Linked DNA regions of Homo sapiens: region 1 is linked to region 2. Evidence: chromatin loops called from intact Hi-C (ENCODE). Cell type or tissue: HCT116. All regions are shown on one strand. Each heading gives the region's core, and the rest is flanking DNA. Links, peaks and the distances in the headings are about the cores only. Region 1 holds the start of PCSK6-AS1 (PCSK6 antisense RNA 1). Region 2 overlaps TARS3 (threonyl-tRNA synthetase 3).

Region 1 (2,918 bases), core at 264-2,763, 390 kb before region 2:
ATGCATTCAGTACACTCCTAGACTTAATGATGGGGCTATGTTGGGATGAATCCACCATAAGTTGAAAATATCATCGAAATAAGTCAACTTGCAATTTGTAAGTCAAAGAGCATCTATGCAATTAATTAACGCCTATCTGCAGGCCGACTCTGCTGCTGGCCACTGGTTTAAGCTTCTTCTTCTTCTTTTTTTTAACCACGGCATCCCCAGAATTCAGAGCAGGGTTACTGTTTAGAAGGTCATCACCCCACATAGTTGAGGGGGCCAGGGGCCAGTGTGACCTGCCCAAGGACAGCTGCTCATGCTGACGGGGCTCCCGGACGCCCCAGCCTTTCAATGTTTGTTTCTAATTGGATTGGCTCAATAGGAAACACATGCACACACATGTTCAGCTGTGAACCCCCTCAGTGGGCCCTCATGACTGTCTCCTGCGACCCAAGCTGGGGACAGGGCCATTGCTGGCTCAATGTCTCTGTTGGCTGAAAAATCCCTGCTTCCTCTTCCTTTCCTGCCATGGGGTTTCTTGGCAATCAGAATGGTTTCGGGGAGGAAGAATACTGCTCTGATTCTTTGCTGTTGACTGTGTTTTCTCAACACTTACCTCTGCCCATGCTCGCTACTCCACCCGCTGGCTCTAAATGGCAGCCTGTCTGTCTTTACATACCTGCCTATGCACTGTTTCTGCAATGCAGGCCCCTCTGCCAGTACAACTTTACTTTTTGTTCCAATTCTGGAAATCTCTTAGCGTTTCTAAATTCCAGAACAGGAGCTCCTGCTCATCCTCATACCATAAGCCCATAGGCTGTAATCCACACCATCCTGGGTGGGTGGGCGGGCAGGTGAAAGACAGGCGGGACTGGCCCCACTGGTGCGATTCGAAATGGCATTCGACACTGACCCATTTACACAATGTGGCATGTGGCAGCCCTGTTTCATTTTAACCACAGCCTCAACTGGCTAAGTACTAGGTTGCAAAAGGCTGGAGCCTGCACACTGTCCCAAGTCAGATTCTGTACTGCCCAAGCCTCCCTTAGCCTGGACAGGGCCGGAAGAGGTAAGCAAGGCCCTCCTACATGAAACAGCATCCCCAGCATAGCATTTCTAGCACACGGTCTTCCACAGGGCTCGGTTCATTAAGCCCCACAGCAGCTCCCCCTCCCTGACACAGTTCCTAACCCAGCCTACGTGTGTGGTGACAGCGACACAGGAAGTTGTTCTCACCGCTGCAGCAGTGACACAGGAAGTTGTTCTCACCGCTGCAGCAGTGACACAGGAAGTTGTTCTCACCGCTGCAGCAGTGACACAGGAAGTTGTTCTCACCGCTGCAGCAGTGACACAGGAAGTTGTTCTCACCGCTGCAGCAGTGACACAGGAAGTTGTTCTCACCGCTGCAGCAGTGACACAGGAAGTTGTTCTCACCGCTGCAGCAGTGACACAGGAAGTTGTTCTCACCGCTGCAGCAGTGACACAGGAAGTTGTTCTCACCGCTGCAGCAGTGACACAGGAAGTTGTTCTCACCACTGCAGGTGCAGAAAACAAGCCTGGTGAGGAACCTCTGACTCTCCTCAGCTCCTTAGGGTCCAGTTACAGCCACATTCCGACCACAAAGGAATCCGAGCACTTTAACCACCAAGTGGTGCACTGAGATTGGCTGGGGTTGTGATGATGGTAGGACAGGGACCAAGGGCTCTAGAGGCTATCATTTGAGTTGAAGTTTATTTCAATTATAGAGGATGTCTCCAAAAACACCCACAAAAGGCCTGGTCACCAAAACTGGATTTTTATTTTCAGATATAGTTTTGGTGGGACAAACAAGAGGGGCTGCTCCACACTCAGGGTCAGTGGTGTGCACTGTGTGGAAAAAGAGAGCAGGAAGAATTCCCAGGGACCCAGCAGACAGGCAGCCTCATGGGAGGAGGCTGGACTGGAATGGAAGAGAGACTTCATTATTATTACACTCTCTGTTTGACTTTATGTGTGTGTGTGTGTATGTGTGTATGTGTGTATTTAGACAGGGTCTCACTCTGTTGCCTAGGCTGGAGTACAGTGGTACGATCATGGCTCACTGCAGCCCCAACTTCCCAGGCTCAAGCCATCCTCCCACCTCAGCATCCCAAGTGGCTAGGACTACAGGTGTGCACCACCACGCCCGGCTACTTTTTGTATTTTTGGTAGAGATAGAGTTTCACTATGTTTCTCAGGCTGGTCTCAAACTCCTGAGCTCAAGCGATCCTCCCACGTTGGCCTCCCAAAGTGTAGGATTTACTGGTGTGAGCCACGCGCCCAGCCTGTTTGACTTTTTGTTAAAACCACAACATATGTTACCTGTTCATATATAAACATTAAAACTTTTTAAAAGTTTAATGTTTAAAATCTATGAATAAAGTGGTTGTATGGTCAAAAAACCCCATTAAAAAGCAGTAGTACTCGGGGTTTTGATTTTTGTCTCTGAATAAGTAATATACAAGGATGGCTCAGAAATGCAAAAGTATAAAAGTGCATATGACGAAGTCTCCCTCCCCATGGGCAATGTTGGTTCCCCGTTTCTTGTGTATCATTTCTGAAGCATTTTATTCTTATTCAAGCAAATATGAACATATGTTTCCCCATCCTTTTTGGTAACACACCTGCTAGCACTTTCTGCACCTTGAGTTTTCCATTAACAGTGTATCCTTATGATCCTTCCATGGCTGCACAGGAGAGATGTAGTGTTGTTTACTTAAACAATCCCCTACTCATGGACGTTTAGGTTGTTTATAAACTTTGGCAATTATAGTCATGTGTAGCTTAACTATGGGGATACCTCCTGAGAAATGCAGGTGATTTTGTTGTTTTGTGAATACCATAGAGTGTGCTTACACAAACCTAGATGGTACCCCTACTCCACACCTAGGCTATAGGGTACAGCCTGCGGCTCC
Region 2 (2,918 bases), core at 91-2,590:
TAGCTGCAAACAGACCAGAGCCTACTATGGCTAACTGATCATGGTAATTGTATTGCCAAACAAATCATAAGCTCAGCTCACAAATATCTGTGACTATGTGATCCTTAAGGGAACCCTCAGGCCCCAAATGTGCACCACAGAACTGAGCTGTGGAAACTGCACAGATCCCAAGAGGACAAACTCGTGCACTTCAGATGTGACAAGTGAGGGTAATGGACAACTCCGAACTTCCCAAAGTGCAAAATCAGGGCCCATGGAGGATCATGGGATAAGACAGCTGCTTCCAGAGAACAAAGGATGAACAGGTGGGCTGACACAAGCACTAACTGCTGCCAGGCTGTGGGGCCTCAAGGTGGCTTCAAGCAGAATCTGATGACTTCTCTATACCACTCCCTGCTATATTTCTCCTCCTTCTTTTTTCCAAGCACACACTTTGTGATTGTCTTCTGTGTACTGTATGCACGTGTGGTGTGAGCAGACTTGTCTATCAGTTTATTTGTTGCTAGAATACAAGTGGTCAGCCTGATGGGGGGTGTTCTGTACATCACTCAGAAATCCCAGGCTTTGAGCTATGGAACATAAGAGTTGTCTCACTTGGGGAGTGAGTGTGTCAGATGTTGAAAGAAGAGTACCCACAGATATCTGGATGTCAGAGGGGCAGACTGTGGCAGACTCTCTGTTGTTCCATAAACCATTCCTCTCTTCCATGGTATGAATGCTTTAGCTGGACATGTGGCTGGGCGGCCAAGGGAGCTATATTCCAATTCTCTCTTACAGCTAGGCATAGCCATGTGACTAAATGTGAGCTAAGAGGATGTAAGTGGAAACTGAAGCCAGCCACTATGGGGTCTTGGCCTCAAAGCATCATTGCTCTGCAGCTTCTCTTCCTCCTGACTGCAGGCAGGCCCATGCAAGGACCCAGCTTCCACCGCTAGACACAAAGAAACCCTACCTAGGAGACAGCAGATCAACAAGATGGGAGGAAGCTGGGTCCATAAATAACTGCATGGACCAGAGATGTCCACTAGGCTTGACTGGTCACTTCTAGACGGTTAGCTTGCATTAGAAGCCCCTGGAGAGCTCATAAAAACACTGATGGCTGATCAATTCAGGGGGTTTGAGGTGGGATCCCCAAATTTGCTTTTCTAACAAGTTTCCAGGTGATGCCCATGCTGCTGGTCTGGGGACTACACTTTGAGAAATACTGACCCAACACATTTAACATGCAACCTGACTCTCCATGAGAAAACAAACTTATTCTTGCCTCAAAACCTGTTTTCTCCTAGCACATCATTCCTCCTGGAAAACATGAAAACAGGCTGGGAGAGCATTTAACAATATAATAGGATGAATCAGAAATACAATCTTAGCCATAGTTTTCAAAGAAAATCTGAGAATTTCAGTTGTTGAAACAGTTTGCTTTTTAAATGATGAACATTTATTTACATGGCATTAATACAATTGTATAGAAGCTATATAATTGTATTTATACAATAGCTTCTATACAATTGTATTTAATGCTAAGAATTAACATGAGTCAAAACAATATAAGTTCACTAATGTATCTAATTTCTAGAAAAGTCAAAGCACTTTTCCAAGACTGATAATAGCTCTAAAACATTTATCTTCAATCTATACTTAAAAGACCTGTAAAAACTCATGGAAATTACTTGATTGACGAATAAAGTCAGTGTAAAATGGCCTATCAAGAATTACAGATTTTTTTCTCTCCTATATATTTTTATTAGAACAGGAAATGATTGTGTTCTGATATTCAACTACTTATTTACATGGCCCTTGGAGAAGCCAGAGGAAAAAAATTAAATACATTTAATTTATTCAACTGAATAAAAAAAAAATTAGCTGATATGGTTTGGCTGTGTGCCCATCCAAACCTCATCTTGAACTCTAGTTCCCATAATCCCCACGTTTTGTGGAAGGGACCCAGTGGGAGGTAACTGAATCACAGGGGCTGTTACCTCCATGCTGTTCTTTGATAGTGAGTGCATTCTCATGAGATCTGATGGTTTTATAAGGGGTTTTCCCCCCACTTTGCTCTGCACTTCTCCTTGCCGCTGCCATGTGAAGAAGGACATGCTTGCTTCCCCTTCTGCCACGACTGTAAGTTTCCTGAAGCCTCCCCAGCCCTGCGGAACTGTGAGTCAATTAAATCTTCTTCCTTTATAAATAACCCAGTCTCAGACATGTCCTTTTAGTATCGTGAGAATGGAGTAATATATTAGCGGTCCCTAAGAAAACATTTTCACCAGGCTTCAGTATAATTACTTAAGATTGAATATCTTTTCCACACTGCGGTTTACCTAATTTCAGCAGCCACTTGGTAAGGCGTTGTTTTCCAGACTTCCCCTTGCACTGTTTGCCCATCAGCCACTCTTACTGTGATGATGTTGCTTGTATCCCCCTTTTTTCCATAAATGGCAAGTAAGAGCTGATGGTCTTTCTTCAGTATTTCAAAAAGCTTCAATCTTTCTTTTATGAAAATTGGTTGATGCTTCACCTGGAAATTATTAGAACATAATGAGATTAATATATACAGCCTACTGTTTTCCAGCTGCTCAGCTCTGAATCAGGCTCACCCCCTTACTGCCTTCTCAGTTCTACAGATGGTCCCAAGCTTACCATGGTTTGAATTACGATTTTGTTGTTGTTGTTGTTTTTTGGTTTGTTGTTGTTGTTGCTGTTGTTTTGAGATGGAGTCTTGCTTTGTCGCCCAGGCTGGAGTGCAGGGGCACGAAATCAGCTCACTGCAGCCTCTGTCTCCTAGGTTCAAGCGATTTTCCTGCCTCGGCCACCCGAGTAGCTGGGATTACAGGCACGCACCACCCTGCCAGACTAATTTTTGTATTTGTAGTAGAGATGGGGTTTCGCCATGTTGGCCAGGCTGGTCTCGAACTCCT

The links. A loop is a pair of places that touch in the nucleus more often than their neighbours do. Peaks named below come from ENCODE experiments on the same cell type or tissue, not always from the same donor. Only the 100,000 strongest peaks of a DNase experiment are listed, where the experiment ranks them.
Region 1: a loop joins it to region 2, with 2.8 times the contacts of the local background. A loop is called at or near these places in 2 of 110 quality-filtered maps.

The regions. Positions count from the first base shown.
Region 1 is chr15:101,332,970-101,335,887 of GRCh38, forward strand. All of the region lies in intron 13 of PCSK6 (proprotein convertase subtilisin/kexin type 6), which reads right to left. It overlaps PCSK6-AS1 (PCSK6 antisense RNA 1), which reads left to right and starts at 1,468. Exons shown (of 3, transcript NR_132373.1): 1 at 1,468-1,544. RefSeq lists a silencer at 1,186-1,245. In HCT116, for the core only: no CTCF peak of the experiment used is centred there; DNase peaks (open chromatin) are centred at 1,174 and 1,558; H3K4me3 peaks cover 2,490 bases; H3K27ac peaks cover 1,822 bases.
Region 2 is chr15:101,718,805-101,721,722 of GRCh38, forward strand. It overlaps TARS3 (threonyl-tRNA synthetase 3), which reads right to left. Exons shown (of 19, transcript NM_152334.3): 3 at 2,322-2,518. Among named protein-coding and RNA genes, the nearest start is that of TARS3, 4.2 kb to the right of the region's middle. In HCT116, for the core only: a CTCF peak has its summit at 1,104; no DNase peak of the experiment used is centred there.